Regions from separate parts of the Homo sapiens genome. Here region 1 is linked to region 2. The links are chromatin loops, found by intact Hi-C in ENCODE. Cell type or tissue: thyroid gland. All regions are shown on one strand. Each heading gives the region's core, and the rest is flanking DNA. Links, peaks and the distances in the headings are about the cores only.

Evidence for each region. A loop is a pair of places that touch in the nucleus more often than their neighbours do. Peaks named below come from ENCODE experiments on the same cell type or tissue, not always from the same donor. Only the 100,000 strongest peaks of a DNase experiment are listed, where the experiment ranks them.
Region 1: it touches region 2 in a loop (1.9-fold over the local background); 6 of 110 quality-filtered maps call a loop at or near these places.

Annotation. Positions count from the first base shown.
Region 1 is chr20:33,979,640-33,990,870 of GRCh38, forward strand. No RefSeq gene overlaps it. Among named protein-coding and RNA genes, the nearest start is that of RALY, 8.7 kb to the right of the region's middle. In thyroid gland, for the core only: no CTCF peak of the experiment used is centred there; no DNase peak of the experiment used is centred there.
Region 2 is chr20:33,857,769-33,868,999 of GRCh38, forward strand. No RefSeq gene overlaps it. Among named protein-coding and RNA genes, the nearest start is that of CHMP4B, 52 kb to the left of the region's middle. RefSeq lists silencers at 4,952-5,001, 5,004-5,167 and an enhancer at 5,452-5,531. In thyroid gland, for the core only: a CTCF peak has its summit at 5,054 (motif pointing right); a DNase peak (open chromatin) is centred at 5,423; H3K27ac peaks cover 1,188 bases.

The DNA.
Region 1 (11,231 bases), core at 3,002-8,001, 120 kb after region 2:
AAGAGCATTTTTGTCCTTACTCGCAGTTAATCACAGTCTTACACTGTAGTCTTGTTTACTTATATTTTTAAGTTAATCTATTCTTTTGGTTTAAATATGTCTTTAAGGAGAAAAAAGAGTATTTTTGTAACGCATAGTAGAAACAATTGCTATGAAAATTTTAAATCATGCTTTCCCATATATCATTTTAAATCATCTTGTGGCTCACCAGGGACATATCCCACCTTCTAGGAATTACTGCATTAAGCTTTCTTCTGATCACAAAGGTTTCTCCTAACTTTTACATTTGAGAATGTATGAGGTTCCCTTCCCCAGGTTGTCATTGCATGTTGCCCCAGGACACCCTCTCTCTGAAGGAGTTCGCAGACAGAGTTCCCGTGCAGTGCATGAGACAGTTAACATTCATGGGAGGTGACCCACATCAGGAACTGTGAAGGGTCTGAGATTTTACCCTACTTACAAACTCATCAGCTAGATTATTTCCTGAATGCTGGCAGAAGACATAGACTCCTGGGTCAGAGATAAGAAACTGTATTACTTACAGAGAAAGTAGATGCTGACTTCAGGCTTACCCTGATTCCCCAAACCTCTGAAGTCCTGAGGATGTGATGCAGGTGGGCCTGCTCACACAGAGTTGTGTCACAGGAGAGGAATACTGAGCTAAGAGAAACTATTGCTTTTACAGTGAGCAGTCACAAACCTTCCCTTTGAAGACATGACTTCATCCCTCAAGGTTGTTTTCTGCAAACACAACCCTGAGAAATGGCCTGAGTAAAGGGCAATCAGGGTCTTGCCTTCCTGGTGCACCAGCAAGAACATGCAGGGATGCTCAGAGCTCATGGATATCCCGATCACAAGCTGCATGGCCTAGGCCAGATAGGCTAGGGAGTGCTGTGAGGTCCCAGAGCTAAAACTCCACCACTCCCTTCCCAACTCCTGAAAGCATAGCATAATGTCAGCAAAGCAGAAGGAGGGATGTTAAGGGGTTCACCTTGACTCCACTTTAATCAGTAATAATAAAAGGCGAATGATTTGCTCACTTCAGCTTTACTTTTATTAGTACAATAATCCAAACGATGCTGAGCTTCTTCAGTTTGCACATTCAAGGGAAATCACACTAACAGCTTCTGTCAATTAGTTACTGCTCTAGCAATGCCACATAACAATCAACCTCAAACTCTCAGTGGCATATGACAGTAAGCACTGGGATTACAAGTTTCCTGATCAGCTGGTGGCTCTGCTTCACTCCATAAGTAGGCTGGGTGGCTCTGCTGCACGTGACTCCCATCCTCTTCCTGGAACCAGTGGGCTAACCAGAACATATTTAACTCTTGGAGATGATGGAATTGTAGGAGAGTTTGCCTAGCTGTGCAGGCATATTCCAAGCTCATTTGTTTTATGTCTGGTGCTATTCCATTGGCCAAAGCAAGTCTCAGGGCCAAGCCCGAAGTCAAGGGGTGAGGAAGTATACTCCATCCATGGAGGTGGAGGGGAAGGAGGAAACGTTCCTGACAACGATGGAATCTACTTTCTATCAAAAGCCCATGGTTTCTCTTCCTACTATTTTTCACTCGCATGGGGCCTCACACCCTTTTTGCAAAGTCTTCTTCGTGTTCTCCCTTCAACTCCAAAGTACCAAAGTACAATTAATTCTCAAATAATGAATATTCACATGATAGTTCCTCCCTCACCTCTCAGAATGGGGCTATAGAAAAATTTACACTCATTTTATTTCAATTAAGCAATATTTCTTCCCAAATAATAAAGAAGAAACAAAACATTGACTCGGAGTTTATGCCTCTTAGCTCCTACATCTGCCCGCTACACTAGGATCTGCTCCTGGAGGACTTGACAAAGACCCCAGCACTTTATGTTCAAGCTTTTACATGCGCACGAGAACTTCTGTTTGAGAGATATGTATTGTGCAATTCCTCATAAAGAATGACTATAGTTTTTATGGTTATATAAGGTTATAAAAGGTAATTAATTTAGGAACGATTCCGAAAGAAGAGCGTGAATAAGAGAACAATAGCTAAAACATCTATTTTCTTTGCTGCCTTGTAGAGTTGAAAAGAACATACTTAAGGAATGAGCTTTACAAAGAGGTTAAACAATACAGTACCTGACTAAGAATGTTGTTATGGTAATATCTTTTCCTTAAAGGTATTTTTTCTTTATCCCTGGTGTTGTGTGTGTGTGTGTGTGTGTGTGTAAGAGAGAGACAGAAAGAGAGAGAGAATATCAGGGGACATGTGTATCCCTAGGAGTCCCTGGAAGGTATTTGTTACATGCTTAAAGACCAGCTATTGGCAGCCATTTTTGTAGCCCCCCAGTCTTGTCCCAGCTGTGAACATCCACTGCCTGGGAGGCCACCTGAAATCTCCTCATCTTTTCCATTGCTGGGGATATCTGTATTCATCAAAGATTTTTTGTTGGAAGTGACAGAAACCGAACTGTAACTACTTTGAGCAAGAAAGGGTAATTCATTGTTTCACATACACAAACCATGGACAGCACCCGGTGGAGCCAATACCCCAGATGACTGGATTCAGACACCCAAAGGCCACCAGGCTGTTCTCTCTTTTCTCTGCTGCTCTTTGCCTGTTGGAGCCATTCTTACCAGTCACAGGCAGACTTCTCCACGGGGAGGGGAAGATGGACTCTGGCCACTCCAGAATCACAGCCTTCCAGCTTTAGCAACTCTTGGAGTTCAGAGAACATCTCTCCATTAGTTTTGGTGTAAAAAGTTCCAGGAGATATCTCTAATTGGCCTAGCTTGAATGACACGCTCATGGCACGGACCAATCACTATGGTTCCATTTCCACAACAAAGGTGGGACGCACCGACATGGCCACCAGGGACATCATTGGGAACTATGAAACCACTTTAATTTGTATGAGCTATGGAGATTCTTATGAGAACTATCAAGTTGGTAGCAAGCCCTCTCTCTTCATCTGTGCCTTAGGAGGCCCATCAATGGGAGGAAGGGGATCTGGAAGTTCCTCCCATACAGCAGGGTTTGGTCCCTGTGGGTCAGTAAGTGGGGCTTATAAAATTAAAAGCCAGGTGTGGTGGCTCACGCCTGTAATTTCAGCACTTTGGGAGGCCGAGGCGGGTGGATCACCTGAGGTCAGGAGTTCTAGACCAGCCTGGCCAACACGGCGGAAACCTGTCTCTACTAAAAATACAAAAATTAGCTGGGCGTGGTGGTGGGCACCTGTAATCCCAGCTACTCAGGAGGCTGAGGCACAAGAATCGCTTGAACCCAGGAGGCGGAGGCTGCAGTGAGCCGAGATCGCACCACTGCACTCTAGCCTGGGCAACAGTGAGAGTCTGTCTCAGAAAAAAAAAAAAAAAAGTTAAATGGGTGATGTTTTAGGGTTCTCTCAGTTGCACACCTTGGGACAAGAATGCAAGGCCAGGTAGTTTATTTGGGGGATGATCCCAGGGAACACCGTTAACAGATTAGGGAGTGACACAGGGAGGAAAAGGCTGCCAAGAAATCAGGTGTGATGAAGAAATTCCCCTCTGTGGACAACTGGAGCTCAATCCCACTGGGGACCTCCCGGACACAAGAACACTCAGGTTTATCCAGTACAAGGGGAGAGGATACTAACATCATCATCAATTCCCTGTCATTGGCTGAACAACATTTCTGTGAGTACAACATCTCCAGTACTTCTGTCTTGTCCAGTGAGTGGGCCAAGTGTGCCCTGGCATCAGGAGAAAGCTCTCAGCAGGGTCATAGCTGCAGTCATCACCTTAGGGACTCTGAGTGTTGAGGAGGCACAGGCAGGACCCCAGCAGATGACCCCGGATGGATTTTCAGTCCACGAAACCATGATATGCTGGGGTTTCTCCATCCCGCTGCTGAGTCAATGGGAAGGGCCTCTCAGGTCATATTCCCATAGGATGGCTCAAGGATCCATGTGTGGTCTGGCTGACACCCAGGCCTTCTTGAGGGAGGAAGAGGTGGGAGGAAACGAAGATGAACCTTTTACTCAAATAGTATGAAATACTCCTTCATGAGCCTTTTAAACTGGAAGAGACTCGGCTACAGTTAGTAATCAGATTTATGTTTTTCTCTCTAAGAAAATGAAGGAAGCACAAGAAAAAATTGACCACTTATAGAAAATAAAGGCTACTCAGGAGACTGAGGTGGGAGGATCACTTAGGCCCAGAGGGTTGAGGCTGCAGTGAGCTATGATTGTGCCACTGCACTCCAGCCTGGAAGACAGAGAAAGACTCTGTCCAAAAAAAAAAAAAAAAAAAAGAAAGAAAGAAAGAAAGAAAAAAGGAGAAAGAAAATAAGAACTATGCATTTTTTGCACCTTCCATAATCTCCATGATTATATTTGGGGGGCCCTTTATCTGCTTTGATCATTGCCATATTCATTGCATGTAGCACAGTACTAGGCACATAAAAGATGCAGACTAATGATTTATTGAATGAATGTATGCTTCCATATTTCCCTACGAGTGGCCATTTCCCTCCCGAGATCCAAGCCGTTGAATTTCAATTAGTGTATTGCAGCTTCTCCCAGAGCTGGGGGAGTGTTGGTATTTTTTCTCAGACAATTAAGTGCTTTAGTGGAGAGTCGGGGGTGAAGGGTTGTGCTCTGTGCCCCACACGAGCTGCGCTGGCCTCACAGAAAATGGTGAGACTGTCAGAGCACTGGCTGGTGACGGAAGGGCTGTATGTGCCCCTTCAATTTAATGGCCTTTTAATTAGTATCAATAATAGCTGGGCCGTCCCTCGCTGCACTGCATGTCTGTCTCCAAGGCTCATTATGACCAGGGATGAACAGCACTCCTCCAATCCCTTATGTCCTCATAGTCATGAGACCCTTTGCTATTACATAATGTTGCAATCCACCATCACACCTGGCCCACAGTAGTTGCTTAATGGGTGTTACTTCTTTTCCACTTTTGGCCCTCCTTTGAAGCCCCAGCAACTTTAGGCATTCGAAACTGGGCCTCTGCACCCCATTCCTTGTAGCCAGAGGGGTGGTAGGGCTGGAGATGAGAGTCCTCAGAGAGAAAGATGGTAGCCACACCCAAGGCCTCTCTGGTGTTCAGGCTCTGTGAGTTGGGATGGGGAGATAGATGGAACCGCTCTGTGTGCGTAGGGCAGGGCTGGGACCGGTAGGCATCCTTCTTTGATGTCGGCATAAACTCTAGCAGGAAATTTTGAAATAATCTGATCCAGGGTTTCAAACCAGCAGCCTGTAGGTTTGAATGGCTGTTTATTTTTTAAAAATTCAAATAAATTCATAACATTTCTTTTTCTTTTCCCTGCTTTTCCTGAGCTGTATATAACATTTTAATGTTGGGAAATTTAACATCATAACCTACATTTCCTGTCTCTCCAAGGAAAAGAAACAAATCAGGTGATCTAGCTACAATGGGCCCCGATTCCATATGGTAACAGTTGGTTGAAGCTGGGTAGTGACCGCCCCCGCTTAGAAGGGCATGGGCTCAGCCACCGTAGTCCTCACCTGACCTGCTTCCCTTGTCTGTGTTATCTACCTGGCCTCTGCGAGCATTTCAGTTTGCTTCCCCCCTCACTGAACAGCTGGAAAGATGGGCTCAGGGAGGGAAGTGGTTTGAGTTGTCTAAGCACATACAGACAAATAATGGCCAACTTAAAGCCAGGCTATTGTCAATCCCAGTCCAGTGCTCCTATACCTCACCACTCTCTGCTGCTCTTTATAAGTTTCTTCAACTAGACAGGAGCTACTGCAGTGGGAGGTGCGGTGAAAGGAGCTCACTCAGAAGTGTATGAATGTGACAGCTCTGTCTCTGCTTGACTGGGCTGTTGCTTCCCATCTTTGGGCCTCAGCTTCCCCATCTGTAAAATGGGGCTAATAACAATCCTAATCTCTTAGATGTGGGAGAGCTCTCAGAACTCTGTGGAGCTAGGAAATGTTATTGAACATGATTGTTGTTTCGATTGCTATGTAACCCCAAAACTTTGTGATTTAAAACAATAACCATTTTATTTGTTTATGATTGTTCAATCCAGGGTGGGCTCAGTTAGGTGGTTTTTCTAGTGATCTTGCTGGTGATCACTCTTACGGTTGCATTCAGCTGGCAGGTTGGCTGATGGCGGGGCTCAGCAGAGAAGCTGGGATGGCTGGCCTGACTCTCTTCACATAATTTTAGTCTCTTCCCACCATGTGTTCTCTCCAGCAGGGTAGCCAGACTTCTTACATAGTTGTTCAGGGCTCCCACAAATGAGCATTCCAAGAGGACAAACCCCAGTATGCAGGCATTTACCAAGCCTCTGCTTGCATCACAACTGCGATATACCATTGGCCAACATTTGTCACATTGAGGGAGAAGGCAGGACTCAACTCCAGAGATGGGGCTGAAACTCTGGACCAGATTGAAGACTAGGTGAACAGGGAAGCAGTGAAAGCACCTCTCCATGAGACATACCCAGCAACACCACGTCAGTTTACCACAGTGATGGCAACACCTAAAAGTTACCACCCCTTTCCATGGCAATGGCCTGGAAGTATCATCCTTTGTCCAGAAAATTCTGAATAACCTGCCCCTTAATTTGCATGTAATTAAAAGTGGGTATAAATATGACGACAGAATTACCCCTGAGCTGCTACTCTGGGCATGCTGCCTAGGGGGTAGTCCTGTTCCACAAGGAGCAGTACCTCTGCTGCTGTTGGACACTGCTGCTCCAATAAAAGTTGCCATCTAGGCTGGGCACAGTGGCTCACACCTGTAATCCCAGCACTTTGGGAGTCTGAGGTGGGTGAATCATGAAGTCAGGAGATCGAGACCATCCTGACCAACGTGGGGAAACCCCATCTCTACTAAAATTCAAAAATTAGCTGGGCATGGTGGTGTCTGCCTGTAATCCCAGCTACTCGGGAGGCTGAGGCAGAATCATTTGAACCAGGGAGTCGGAGGTTGCAGTGAGCAGAGATCGTGCCACTGCACTCCAGCCTGATGACAGAGTAAGACTCCGTCTCAAAAAAAAAAAAAAAATGTTGGCATCTACCACCACCTGTTTGCCCTTGAATTCTTTCCTGGATGAAGTGAAGAACCTTCTCGGGCTAAGCCCCAATTCTGGGGCTTACCTGCCCTGCATCAATATGGCAAAGTCCAGAATCAATGTGGGAGGGGACTACATAAGAGTATGAATGCCAGAAGCATGGTTCACTGGAAGCCATCAAATTAACAGTCTACTGCAATTATTTTCATGGGGTCTAACTAACGGCTAGAGTAGGGAGAGTGGGCCTTCACCTGCAAGGTGAAACTGGATAGTCCCCAGGTCTCCCTACTCAGAATGTTCTCTCCTGATGAACCAGCCCAGATTTGATGTTTACCTTTACTTTGCAGCTTTGGCCCAGCATGACCAGGCTTTCAGAGTTCACATTAGATCACAGCCCACAGTGCCAATCCAAATGACTGGTATGACTGACCATGGAGAAGGACTCCATGGTGGACAGGGGGACAGAATGTCCTGATTGGCCAGGCCTGGGTCAGGTGCCATCACCAGGGCCAGGGGGAATGAAGTCAGCCCCTTCTGAACTAATAGTAATAATATTAATACTAGATGACATTTGGGGGGTGTTTACTATGTGCCAGTCACTCTTTTAAACATTTTATCTGAATTAACTCATATAACCCAAAAACTCCATGAGGTAGATACTATTCTCCACATTTCTTATATGAGGCACAGAGAGGTTAGGAATTTTTCCAGGTTCACATAGCTGGTCAATGGCAGAGCCAATATTCAAACCTAGGCAGTCAGACTTTAGTTTCCATACTCTTTATGGCCTGGACCAAGAATAGGAGTAGAGGCTCACAGAAAAATCAGATGCTGGCCAGGCACAATGGCTCATGCCTGTAATCCAAGCACTTACAGGGAGTCTGGGACGGGCAGATTGCTCGAGCTTAGGAGTTAGGGACCAGCCTGAGGAACATGGCAAAACCCTGTCTCTACAAAAAAATACAAAAATTAGCTGGGCATGGTGGCACGACCTGTGGTCCCAGCTACTCTGGAGGCTGAGGTGGGAGGATCACCTGAGCCTGGGAAGTTGAGGCTGCAGTGAGCCATGATTGCAGCACTGCACTCCATACTGGGTGACAGAGGAAGACCTTGTCTCAAAAAAAAAATTTTTTTAAGTCAGATGCTGTTAAGAATATTGGGAGATGATACAGCATAGACAAAAATGGTATCTATACCTTGCAACTGCCCACTAATAACCATAAAGACATGATGTGCCATGTAAAGCATGATCTAAGGAAAACCTTCATGTTCTTTATGCAGAAACTTGGGCTAGATGTGGTGGCTCATGCCTGTAATCCCAGCACTTTGGGAGGCTGAGGTGGGAAGACCTCTTGAGCCCAGGAGTTCAAGACCAGCCTTTGCAACATAAGGAGACCCTGTCTTTACAAAAACTTTTTTTAAAAATTAGCTGGGCATGGTGGTACATGCCTATAGTCCCAGCCACTCGGAAGGCTGAGGCAGAAGGACTGCTTAGCTCAGGAGTTCAATGCTGCAGTGAGCTATGACCGCACCACAGCACTCCAGCTTGGGTGACAGAGAGAGACTCTGTCTCAGAAAACAAACAAAAACAAACAAAAAAATTGGGTAATTGGGTATCTTCCTCTCTACTCCAGATGGGATTCTTTTAGCCTTAGGTTCCCCTTATTGGATCCAAAGTTGAGAAGCTCTTGGGTCACTTAGTCAAGAATTCCTGAGGTATAGCAAATAAGAACATCTGGGACCACATGTTACCAACATCTGGTCACAAACTCTTAAAATAATATGGAGAAGTAGATTTGGAGAAACAGATGAAGAACACGAGGGGGAATGTGCTGGGTGACACCCACAGAAATGCACCTGGGGAATCATGATTGAAGCAAGGATGATTGAAAAGTCTCTGCAAGTATGTGTGACACTTCTGAGTATTGGGGGTGGGGTGGGGGTGGAAGGCCTCATGTATCTGTTGTTTCCTGGGCACTCAATCCTTTTTGAACAAGATGCTCTAGAGATGGTTATTCTCATTAGAACAAATGTTACTGACCCAATGTCTTCCTCGTTTATATTTCTTCTAATGTGCTTCTGCTTGAGCAAGTGAGCCCTTAATGTCCATTTCAATTAACATCACTGCATCTGATCTCAGTGGTGTCACTCATGGATGCAATGAGGGGCGGAGAAAGGTCACTGGGAAGTGGGGAGAGGTGTCCCCTCTTGTTTGAAGGCTTGAAGTCACTGGTGAGGGAGGTATTGGGAGGGAAGGTGTGGAATGATTTGCTCCCTACTTAATAAAGACCATACTTTAAAGATGTCAGCCTGTCTTTTGTTTGATAAAACACTAATGTGAAGACCTAGTTGCAAGGCAGAAAGCAGGGACAAGGGCTCTGAGGGCTAAGCCAGTGAGGAACGGGAGACACACAAACTTGCATTGACTTATGAGAGCTTCCTCCATAACCTTGAGCTCCCTAGCCGTCAGTCACAGTGGGTGGGAACTGTATGCTCCAAATCTGCTATCCAGTATCCTGGGGATTCCCAGGGATGGCTCAAAGCTGGTGGTCTGACACCAACACTTCTGTGTGTGGCCTGATCTCAGCATGGAAATGGGATGGACCAGAGTTTGGGGTGGGTGTAGCAGAGCAAGCCTCAGGGAGAGGTAGACAGTCACAACCTGCCAACCCTTCCTTGCTCTTGTTTTCCATCCTTCCTTCCCTTCCTTCCTTCCTAACAAGGGAATTTGTTCCCTTTGTGCCCTTCCAGAGGGAATTTGTTCAGGAAAGAGAAAATATGGATTTATGTTCTCCAAGACACAATCCTCAGGGATGATTCTCTCTCCTTTGAGAAGTCAGAGCATTTGTTTTTTCATCATCTTTGCCATCAATAACAATCATTAGAAGAGCTTACTATTTCTTGAGCACCTTCTGTGTATCAGGGGACATTACATATATTATTTCTAGCCTTCACAGCAACCCTCAAGGTAAATGTAATTTATGCCCACTTTACAGAGGAGGAAATTGGGGCTTAGAGTGCTTGAGGAGCTTGTCCAGTAAGTGGATTGAACTGGGCCCGGTTCATTCGATTTCTGGCTCCAATGTCATCAATTACTTGCAATATATACTTGCAAGGGCCTGGCTCCTGGCTAAGACCTGCTAATGGATGCATCTGAAATAAGAAATGTCTTCTATTCAAGTTCCAGACGTCCACATCAACAAGCATCAAACACAGAGTTTAACCTGCATCGTACTGGCAGTCAAGATGCAAGGGCTGTAGTCCTGGTTCTGCAACTCTTTTGATGGGCAGCTTTCAGTGTATATGTGTGAACTCCCCTCTCCAGTAGAACTCCCCTCTCCAGTTGTCATTTCTCCATCTGTAAAATGGGCAAGTTTGACTAAATATCTCCAAGAGTCAGCTCAGTTCAATCCAATCTGACAGCACCCATGGGGCTTTCCTGTGTGACTGTGCCAGAAGGAAATAAAGATGGACAAGGCAGACCTCCATTCTCTAGGTGAGCTAAATGTGTGCTCTAATAGTTATACATAAAGAGCAACAAAGCTTGGAGAGCACGGCATCTCATTTAGACTTGGCCAGTGGCAATGTGTGTGGCACAGGAGATGAGGCAGGCTTCAGGGTGGAGGCGCCATTGGCAGTTGGGCTTGAAAAGGAAATAGAACATGTGGAGGTGGAGACAGGAGGAAGCTTTTCCCAGCCAACACCACATGGAGCAGAAGAACCACCTGGTCATTCTATAAAATTGTGAGAAGTAACAAATCATTGTTGTTTTAAGTCACTACATTTTCGGGATGATTTCTTACGTAGTAATAGATGACAGACCCCAAAGGTGGGTGTGTGATTATAGGCTTTATCCTATAAAGGTCAGAGATTGCTCATTTTTAGACCACAGCCTACAGTAATTGGCCTGCAGACATAATTCATTTGGCTTGCACAGGGTTTTTAAAAATAGTTGAGCCAACATTTAGAAATTGGGAGATTTTATATGAAAATCCAGATTTGGGGGCTCTCTTGAAGAATCCTACATCTCAGCACCTGCATTCTAGGAACAGTATGCAACACACATCCTCCAGTTCATGACAGTGCTCTCCACTCCCTATTGTCTCATGCCTAACCTTCTTTCTAGCCCCTGTAGACACCTGAGGGTTTGCTGTTGTTGTTATTTGTTTTGAGAAGGGTCTCACTCTGTTGCCTAGGCTGGATGCAGTGGTGTGA
Region 2 (11,231 bases), core at 2,038-7,037:
GGTCACTGTACTTCCTGGCCCCTAGGTCCACCTGGCACAGATCAGGTACGAAGACATTTATGTGAACACCGGTGTGGTGGAAAGTCAGAGGGAAGTACTGTCGCCAGGGTGTGCCAGGAGGAGGTGGGATCTGAGCTTGCACGTGAAGGAGCAGATTTTCCACGTATGCCTGTGAGGCGGAGCACCATAGACCAAGGGAACCTGCTGAGGGAGACACGGCAGGGAGGCCAGGGGCTGCCTTGGGAGGAGTTGGCTGGGGGAAGGGGCTTGCTTGGAGTGGGTGGGAGGTAGAACTGAAGAGGGAGGCTGGAGCTAGATGGGATGGAGGGCATGAGACTAAGGCAATTGCAGGCAGGCAGGAAAGGACGGGAGGAAAGGGAAGGAGGAAGGAAAGAAGGGACAGAAAACAGGAAGAAAGGGAGAAAGGAAATTAGGTTCTCAGGCAATAATTTGGGGCCAGGAGAGGATAGAGATGAAACTTCTAAGGTTGCCTTCCATTTCCCTCAGTGATGTGAAGACAGCTTTGCAGCAGCTGTGATCCTGTGGAGTCAAACCTCACTGCTCCAAGTAGGGACGACACCAGGCAGGTGTGTGGCCAGGCCACCTCAGCAGCCTGTAATGTGGACACACCAACTTCAGTTAAAACAGCAAATGTATTTTCTCACAGTTCAAGGGATCAGAAGTCCAAAATCTAGGTATCAGCAGAGCGTCTGGTGGAGGAGGATCCTCTTTGGCCCTTGTGGCTTCTGGTAGCTCCCAGCATTCTTGGGTGCTCCTTGGCTGGCTGCTGCATCGTCCCAAACTCTGCCTCCACCTCCACATGGCCTTCTCTGTGTCCTTTTCTGTCTCTTACAAGGATGCCTGTCATTGCATTTGGAGCTCACTCTAATCTAATATGATCTCATTGTGATCCTCACCTTAGTTACATCTGCAAAGACTCCATTTCCAAATAAGGTCCCATTCTGAGGGTTCGGGTGGGTGTGAATTTTGGGGGACATTATTCAACCCACTCTAGCTGTGAGCTGGGGGCCTATAAGCCCGCAGCAGGGTGGAGAGAGCTCAGTGGGGCAGACACAGGAAGCACAGGTCTCGTGAGCCCCATGTGCTGGATGTGAAGCCCAAGGCTCAGAGAAGCTCCAGGGCCCACTGCTAATCAGTGACAGTGAAGAAGCCATGGGTTCCTTAGCTTGTGAAGGCCATTCATTCATTCTACAAACATGTTTTGGGTACTTCTATGCCAGCTGTCTGGAAGCTCACAGTTTGGTGGGAAAATTAGAAAGGCCGTAGCCATCCACTTCTTCATCATCATCACCACAGGCTGGGTCCTCTCTGTAGTGAGTCCCACTGGGAAGAGGGTTCCTGGCTCAGGAGGGTTTGTGGGAGGACATGATATCTCAGCCAAGATCGGAGGCTGATGAGGTCTCAGCAGGGGAAAAGATGTAACAATAGAGAGGTCGGAGGGTCGCGTTCAATGCCTGTGCAAGAAAGGCCTGGAGCCACCCTTGGCCTGCTTGTGAACTCCAGATGAACCATGACACACAGTCACCAGACCTGCAGTAAACATTTACGAAATGAAATTACAGATGAGGAGGCCGAGGCGCCAAGGTGCTTCCAAGTGTCACAGCCAAGTACCAGCAGAGCAAATTCATGAACCCAGCTCCCCTGTCTCCCCATCCATGTCTCTTCCGGTCTGGCCTGGGCACCCCGTCTCAGAAACTGCTTCCTTCCTTCCTGCTCAGCTGTATGCTGGCCTTGCCCAGACCGCAGAGGAGCCAGGTGGAGCTGGGTTAGACACGCAAGACTTTGGGTCTTGCAGCTGAGACTCTGCACCAATCCCAGGCTAGATTTCCATGAGGCACTGGCTAAACTGGTCCAAATTCCCGCAGAGTAGCTCTGAGGGAGAAGCAGAGGAGAAGGATCCCCCTTCAGAGTAGAAACATTTAGGGAACATACACGAAGAACAGACAATCTGTACCTTCTCACTGAACCCACACAAGAACTATTTCAGGGCAGAACCATTCGTTACCCCATTTTGCAGCAGAGAAAGCCCAGGCTCAGAGAGATAAAGTGATTTGTCCAAAGCCACAGTTGTGGAGTCACAAGAATCCAGTCACACACATACCTCCTCCCCAGGCCTTCCCTGCTGCTGTGGTGGGGGAGGAGCCGGGTCACAGAGATGCATCCCTGACTCCCTTAGAAGGTGTTGACCCTGAATGTGACCAAACCCTGGGATTTTAGAGGCCAGCTCTCTCCCATGGCCACTTCCTACTGACAGTGAAAAGGCCACAGGCAACAGGACCTGGGATCACCCAGGGTCACCTGGAATGGAGCGGCAGGGTCAGCCATGCAGAAGAGTTGGGGCTCCTGTCTTTTCCACAAGGGGCTGATGAGGGGATCCCCTCTGGGGCTGGGTCTCCCTTCCCACCCTGAGGACCTGTCTGTTTTCACCCAGACAATCTCACTGATTGTCTGACAAAGTAAAGAAGCAAATGAATTACTTATTCTATGAAAGCCATTCATTCAACAATTTTCTTTTTTTTTTTGAGATGGAGTCTCGCTCTGTTGCCCAGGCTGGAGTGCAGTGGCGCAATCTTGGCTCACTACAACCTCCGCCTCCCGGGTTCAAGTGATTCTCCTGCCTCAGCCTCCCAAGTAGCTGGGATTACAGGTGTGCACCACCACGCCCAGCTAAATTTTTTTTGTAGTTTTAGTAGAGATGGGGGTTTCACCATGTTGGCCAGGCTGGTCTCAAACTCCTGACCTCAGGTGATCCACCCACCTTGGCCTTCCAAAGTGCTGGGATTACAGCGTGAGCCACTGTGCCCAGCCAAACAAATGTATTTTGGTTGGGCCTGGTGGGTCACGCCTGTAATCCCAGCACTTTGGAAGGCTGAGCTAGGAGGATGGCTTGGGCCCAAGAGTTCGAGACCATCTTAGGCAACATAGCAAAATCCTGTCTCTACAAGAAATAAAAAATTAGCCAAGTGTGGTGGTCGTGCTTGTGGTCCTGGCTACTCAGGAGGCTGAGGCAGGAGGGTTGCTTGAGCCCAGGAGGTTGAGGCTGCAGTGCGGCAGGATCATGGCACTGCACTCCAGCCTGGGTGACAGAGCAAGACCTTGTCTCAGAAAAACAAAACAAAACAAGTGAACAAAATAAATACCCAAAGAATTTTTTGAGTACTTCTATGCCCGCTCTCACAAAGCTCCTTGTTTGGTAGGAAAATTCCTTATCTCCCTCCTCAGCTTGGGCGCCTATGTAGGGACACTTGGTTCCCTCATACAAAGCGTGGACAGACATCAGGGTACATACTCATTGCTGTTTCGCTTCTCCATTGCTGCAAGAAACCCGCCCCTGAAACTTAGTTGTGAAAAGCAACTATTTTATTTTATTTTATTTTATTTTATTTTATTTTCTGAGATAGAGTTTCACTTTGTCTCCCAGGCTGGAGTGCAATGGCACAATCTCAGCTCACTGCAACCTCCGCCTCCTGGGTTCAAGTGATTCTCATGCCTCAGCCTCCAGAGTAGCTGGGATTACAGGTGCGTGCCACCACACCGGGCTAATTTTTGTATTTTAAGTAGAGACGGAGTTTTGTCATGTTGACCAGGCTGGTCTTAAACTCCTGATTTCAGGTGATCTGCCTGCCTCGGCCTCCCAAAGTGTTGGGATTACAGGCGTGAGCACCCACACTCGGCGCAACTATGTTATTAAGCTCACAGATTCTGTGGTCAGAAATTTGGAAAGGGCCAGTGGAATGATTTGCCTCTGCTCCGTGATAACCGGGACCGCACCTGGGAGACCTGAAGACTGAAATGACCTCCATGGCTGGAGGCTGGAATTATCTGGGGACCTCTCCAGTCAGTGGTGTGCTACGTGTGGTAGTTGATGCTGGTTGTTGACTGGGACGTGCCCTGGGGCTGTCAGCAGGAACCTGAGACCTCTCCATGTGACTTGGGCTTCTTATGGCGTGGAGACTTCAGTGTAGCCAGAGCTCAGGGCTCTAAAAGTGATTGTCCCAGCTAGCAAGGGGGAAGGTGCGTCATCTTTTGTGACCTAGACTTAGAAGTCATGCAGAATCACTTCACTGCATTTTACTGGTTATCAGTGAGTTGCAAACCCACCCGGGATTCTAAGGGAGAGGAATTAGGCTCCACCTCTTGATGGGGACATGGCTAGTTCTAAAAGAGCTTGGGGGACAGGAGATATTACTGGGGCTGTCTTTGGGAGCTAAAGTCTGCTATGATAGCTAACACAGAGCATTTAGTATATGCCAGGTATTGAATGAACTCATCTGGTCTCTGAACCCCTATCAAAAGAATATTTGTGAGTATATACCATATTTATTTATTAATAAATTATATAAATGTACCACTGTACTAATATATTGTGTAATAATACACAACTCCTTGAAGTTTTAAAAGCCTAGGATAGAAATAATTATAATAAAAAATTTCAATGTTTTCTTTCTGTATTCCTAAAGAGTTTAAGGATTTTTTTATTTTTTTAATTTTTTTTGAGACGGAGTCTCGCTCTGTCGCCCAGGCTGGAGTGCAGTGGCGCGATCTCTGCTCACTGCAAGCTCCGCCTCCCGGGTTCATTCCATTCTCCCGCCTCAGCCTCCCGAGTAGCTGGGACCACAGGCGCCCGCCACCACGCCCGGCTAATTTTTTGTATTTTTTTAGTAGAGACGGGGTTTCACCGTGTTAGCCAGGATGGCCTCGGTCTCGATCTCGATCTCCTGACGTCGTGATCCGCTCACCTCGGCCTCCCAAAGTGCTGGGATTACAGGCCCGAGCCACCGCGCCCGGCTGGCTTGTGTTTATTTAAGGAATGGAAGCGTTCACTCAAGCCAGACTTCAGGGGCAAATGTACATTGGGAATCTCCAAGGGACATCTCCCAAACTACCTGACCAGGGTGTGGGTTCCGCCGAATATCTTTTGGGAAACGCTGTGCGGGGGTCCCTAGAGCGTGTGGGTCCTCCCCATCCCTCCTCCCGGGTTTGAGGGGCCGACGCGGCAGCGCGCCCAGGGGCCTGCAGGTGGCGCCATGTCCCAGGCTGTGGGGCCCCGCTCCCGTCGAACCACGGGGAGACCGTGGGCTCCTCCCGGGTGGTCTGCGCCTGGCGCAGGGAGGGGCCTAGAGGAGGCGGTGGAGTGGGGCGGGGAGGGGTGTCTGCTTAGCATCGGGCGCTGCTCCCTTGCCCTCCCTTGCTTTCCCCTCTCTCCATGCTTCCCACTCCCCCTACTGACCCCCTCACTCCTTCGTCCCCCGCCTGCCCACAGGGACACCCCCATGGATAGGGAGAGGGCTGTGTCCTAGCTCCTGCCAGAGTCTGGAGGCCGCGAGTCTAGGGTGTAGGAGAAGGGGGCCAAGCCAGCCAGGAGGTGGGGCCATTGTAACAACAATCACAGCAATAGTCACTATGTATGGAGGCCCACTCTGCCGTGCGGGGGTGGGGAGCTGCAGTTGTGGGCTGCTAGCTCATCTTCTAGGCGGTCTTCCTGTTCCAGGTCCCTCTGCTGCCCCCAGGAGTCCAGCAAAGCAGGACAGCTCTGTGGACATGGATACCTGTGTGTCCCCCACCCCCAGCCCTGCATCTGGCTTAGCGGGAAGGCAACCCGCTCGTGGGAGGGTGGGAGTGGGTCCCAGGCTGGGGACTTCACTTGTTGCCCTGGAGCTGGTTCTCCAAGAGCACAGACCCTAAACCACTGCCCTCTACTTCCCTGGTGAGCTCCCCACCCCCATACCTTAGGCAAATTTCCTTTTCCAACCCCACTCCACCAATTTTCTCTGCCTCCTCCTTCTGTGAGGTTTGTGGGCCCAGTGTGGCCTCAGGGGGCTGAGGGGATCTCATGGAGTTGAGCCTCACCTTGTCCAGTGCCCAGCAAGGCCTGGGGAGGGGTGCCCAGAAGCCATGTTTTTGTCATACTGCCAAGGAGGACCTTGGATGCACTTGGGGAAGCGCTGATGAAGAAATGACTTCAGAAAAAAAGACCCTGATTTGTAATCTTTGCTGATTTCCATGTAAATTCTCTTACCGTGGCCAGCTTCAAGCTACCAACATGACAAAACATTTCTTAACATTCAGCCATTCCTGTGGTCCCTGGAATATGTGGAGAAAAGAAATTGAACCACAGCGTCCCGGACCTGGTAGAAGCCGCCTCCAGCACAACAGTGAGAAGGTCTGTTTAGGACTCTGCTTGTTTCAGAAAGATCCCGGCTTTGCTTTGGTCAGGATGGGCTACATCACTGAGGGGCCCAGTGCAAAGTGAAGATACAGGGCCCCTTTTTCAAAAATTATTCAGAACTTCAAGACAGCAACAATAGACTGTTAAACCAAGTGTGTGGCCCTTCTGAGTGAGGGCCCTGTGTGGTTGCTCAGGTTGCACACCCATGAAACCTGCCCTGGCTCTGTTCCAGGCCACCAGGATGGCTTGCCTGCCAGGACCTCCTCACTGGCCTTCCTGCTGTCTCCCTGGCCTCCTACAAACCATTCTCCACTCAGCAACCAGGGGTTGCTCTGGGCTGGATCTTGTCACTCCTACACCTGCCGCTTGTCCTTGAGAGCAAGGGCAAGGCTCCTCTGCCTGGCCTGGTTCTGAGACACTGGGCTCCCCAGTTACATATCCTTATAGCTCCGCACACATGTGTTCCTGCCTGGCTCTCTTCCCTGTAGAAACTACATTTCCTTGTATGATCTCTCCCTTTATACCATCAGCAGTGTAGTCCTGTGCTCAGTACCGCTGCAGGCCTGCACTTAGTAGATACTCAGGATGTGCTAAATTGAACAAAATGAATTAATTGATGAAAAGGACAATTGGATCAGGATAGGGCTGTTCCAAATGTTTTCTGGCAACAGACTCATTTCATCAAATGAGATCTTACAGGGAAGCCCACGACATGAAACAGAAAAGGGCCGCTGCTTTGCCTGCAATGGGAGGGACCAGACGCCTGACTCCGGAGGCCATGCAGTCACTGCCTCTGCAGAACCTGGTTTGGCGGCACCAACATTGCCACTTTCCTTTGTTCTTCCTGCATTTAACCTTAGCCGACCCCTCCTGGCTGACATTGACGATCTGGTTTCTGTTCGTATTAGCCGGACTGAGAACTTTAGCTGTCACGTTGGTTGTACATGTGGATTATGCTCCTGTCTCCCCTTCTCCCTGTACCTGCGGATCACTCGGCCATCGCTTGGCTCTGAGAACAGCGGCTGGGCTGAGCCATGGGCAGAGGATTTGGTGTCCTTTGGGGAGGGGTGCTGATGGTGAGCACAGGGGCAGGGCTGCAGTGCCCCCCGCCCCCAGCACAGCCAGGCTCCCCCACTCCCCTCCACTTTGGTCAAATGACCTTCCGTGGCCAGGGGCGAGGTGCTCCCTCTCACTGAGCTCTAACCTCGCTTGAACACCCACCAGCATTTATTGAGCGCCTGCTGGGTGCCAGCATGTTGCCAAGGGCTACCTGGGTTTTATTTCCATGGGTCCTCACGACAACTCTTAGGAATGGCTGTTATCATATTCCCCATTGTACAGATGAGAAAATGGAGGCTCACAGAGGGAGAGGACTTGACCAAGGCCACACAGCGGATGATTCAAACTTCTGACCCACCCTGGCCCACAATGGGCAGCCGAGCTAGAGACCAGTACTTTATGGATGAGGGGAGAAAGAGGAACCAGGACCTCATGCTGCTTCTGGTGGCCTGGCTGCATCCTCTGACCCTGGGACGCGCTCCTGGCTCTTACCTGGGAGGCAGCATAGCAGGTGGCATTGGAAGCAGAGGGGCCTGAGCTAGAATCCCGGCTCTGTCGCTGACCAGTCTGGTGACCCAGCTATGTGGGGGTCTCACCAGCCTCACTCTCCTGCCTGAGCAAGGGAAGCAGAGATGTCAGTACCCACCTGCCCGGGTGGGGGCAGGTGAAGGAGAGGTTGTCTTGGCACACGGCACATCTGAACACTCGCTGGGGTGGCTATGAGGGGTCCTCACGCTTTACCCACCTTGGGCCCATCTTAGAATGAAAGAAAATGGAATCCCCAAGGAGGTCTCTTTCCTGTCCTTCCTCAGTGCATCTCAGAGTTGGACCCTGAGGGGACCCTCTGCTTGGGGCTGTCCTGGGCTGGGCATCCTCCCCTCCCTGCTCCTGATGTAAAAACTCCAAGGGTGGGTGCCGCATGAGGAGGGCCAAGGTGCTGCGTTCTAGTCCTTGCCTGGCCACCGGCTGGTGCCTAGACCCTCTCTGGACCTCAGTTTCCCCACCTCCAGCATGGGTCTCCTGCAGAGCCCGTGAGGCAGCAGAGGATGGATTTGAGCCTGGCTGTGTGCGGTCAGGGCACCTCCCATACGCGAGGGGGTGGATCAGTCTCCTGGGGTTGCTGTGACAAATGACCATGAACTCAGTGGCTGAAAACAAGACACACATTCGCTCACAAGCAGTCTCGTATCAAGGTGTCAGAAGGGCCACGCTCCTGCAGACGCTCCGGGGGAGAGCCCTGCCCTGCCTTCTCTGGAAAAGATGCAGCGATCCCTGGCCTTTCTGGGCTTGTGGCCTCTGATCTCTGCTCTGTCTTCAGGTCTCCTCTGTGTGTCTTCTCCTGCCTCTTATAAGGACATTTGCCATTGGATTTAGGGCCCACTAGGGTAATCCAGGATGATACCATCTTAAGATCCCTAACTTAATTATATCTGCAAAGACTCTTTTCCTAAATAAGGTCATATTCACAGCTTCCAGGGATTTGGATGTTGACATATCTTTGGGAGCTATGACAGTCAGCCTCACCTCACAGGCTCCCTACCAGAGAAAGGCAAGTGAGGGCCAGCGGATTCCTCTAAGGACCTTGGAGAGTGCCGCATACAGTAAGCTCAACAAATGTGAACCCTAAGAAAGAGACATGGAGGCACAGGGAGGAAAAGATCACGGAAGAGCTTGCCCTGGCCATGCTGAGACCCCTTCCCCCCAGCTTTGGGCCTTGTCTCTGGGGGTGGGCCAAGCCGGACCCCTCCAGGGCAGGGCGGCAGCACACACCGCCAGCCCTGCATCTCTGCATCCCATTCTGGCAGAGCACTACCCAGAAACATATTTTACCCATAAACGGGCCAATTAAGAAGGCAAATGTTTTCAAACAGGAGGATTTATTGGCATAGAATGTGCCATCCCTCTAAGCAAGAGGAGTGGGGGTGTGTGCGGAGCCATCTGGAGGGGAGTTGTTTATCATATTTATTTAGTTACAAGTTGCTGGTTTAGAACTGGCAGAGCTTTGTGAGGTGGGATCGCAGTTCCCTGGGAGGGCACAGGCTCGGGTGGCTTTGTGCACAGGGGTATGCCCGTGTCTGTGCAGACACGTATGTCTTTGTGCCTGAGCGTATGTGACCGTGCACCTACATGTGGGAGTTTGCCTGCCTATGCGTGTGCATACCCTTTATTGGGTCTGCTCTCTGTGTGTACACACATGTGCCTCTGTGTGTACACATGAGTGTAAGAGGGCCTAGAGATGTCCTGGTGCATGCGTGTGCACATGCGTGTTTGTGTGCATGTGTGTGCAATTCTTCTTTGTGTGTGGATGCAGGTGTGGCCTTGTGTGCACTTGCCTGGGACAGATCCTACCTTACCCAATTTGACTTCCAGGCAGTCTTGGACATCTCTGAGAGTCTCTTCCCTGGCAATTTCCCACATCATCCTCTTTCTTTGATCTCTTTCTCTTCCCCGTGTGTCTTCTCTTCTCTTTCTAGACCAGGGGACACCAGTAGGTCACGTGAATGAGAGAAGAAGGTCTGGCCTGGGCTAGGCCTTTGATGCAGACTCATTGTGTGTGGCAAAGGTAAAGGAATTGTCTTGGCCTCTGCAAACATACATGCTCTCCTATTTTACCTAAACACGTGGCTCTGACTCTCTGAGACTACTCTGTTTCTCAGCATCTGATAGAGATATGGGACAAAGAATCATTACAAGTGCCATGATCGCCAACAAGAACTACTTAGCCTGTGGTTCTGGGAGCCAATAGACAAGGGTGGGGCTGTGGTGAACAGGAGAGTGCGTGCCCCTGTCTAAGGGACAGCCAATCCTCGGTGATGGTTGCTTTGAGAAATTTCCAGCCTCTGTTGCCAGGTCTTCTGAGTTTCTAAGAAAAACCAGAGATTTGTATTTTTAAGAGAGTGTGCTTGATTTTTAAACATTGGCTCAAAGATTTTTGAAACATTGCAGGCCAAATGGAACTTGTGTGCAGGATGAATGATCAGGGTGCTCATCTGCAGCCTCCCCCACGCTCCATGTGCACCCCTCTGATCTGTGGCTGTAGGGATCATTGTCAAGCTCATGACCAACATCTGTGCCTCGATTTTGGGTCTAGACCCACTATGAGTCAGACCCTGTCATCCTGGGCTCATGTCTTGTGAGCACAATGAACCCAGCATGTCCACGAAGCAAAGCAGCATCTTTCCTCCATCAGTGCCTCCCTTGAGTCCCCGAATCAGAGGCAGCCCCGCCATCAGCTCTGGAGATGGAATCTGGGTGTCATCCTTGGGTCCTCACCACCCCTCAGCCTCCGTGGGCATTGAATCAGTCACCCAGTCCTGCTGGCTTTGCCTCCAGCACACATCTCTACAGCCTCCGTCATCTCTCTCCTGAATGACAGTGACAGCCCGCTCCAGCTTCTCCAGGCTTCTAGTTGTGTCTCCCTGCTCCTTCCCTGTCCACCTCTCCAGCCTTGTCCTTCCCTCTCCCTGCTGGCACTTTAAGCTTCAGCAACACCAGACTGCTTGTGTTCTATTTTATTGCCTCTTGCCTTTGCAATGACGTCTCCTCTTCATGGAATGCCTTTCCAGGCCTCTCCACTTCCCCCGACTAACTCCTCTTTATCCTTTGAGATCCCATAGGAAGCTCCCTCTGCAAAAGGGTGATAAATAAATCTCACCTGGCAAGGTTGTTCTCAGACTGCATGAGGTCCTTCCTGGCACAGTGCCCAGCACACAGTAGGTGCTCACTTGATGTGCCTGCCTCCCCGTCCGCTGGCCTCCCCTGCCTGCCACTCTCTCTGGAGGGAGGACCGTGGGCACTGACTGGGCCCTGAGGGATGAGACAGAGTAGCCCCCAGACAGGTGATCTCACAGCCTTCCCCAGGCCTGGACCCGGTGACTCTCAAATGACATCAGCCACGGAACTTCACCAGCAGATCAGGTGGGCTTTTCCAATCAGCCCTCTCCTGTTAAATGGGCATTTTGATATTTTCACTGGATGTACA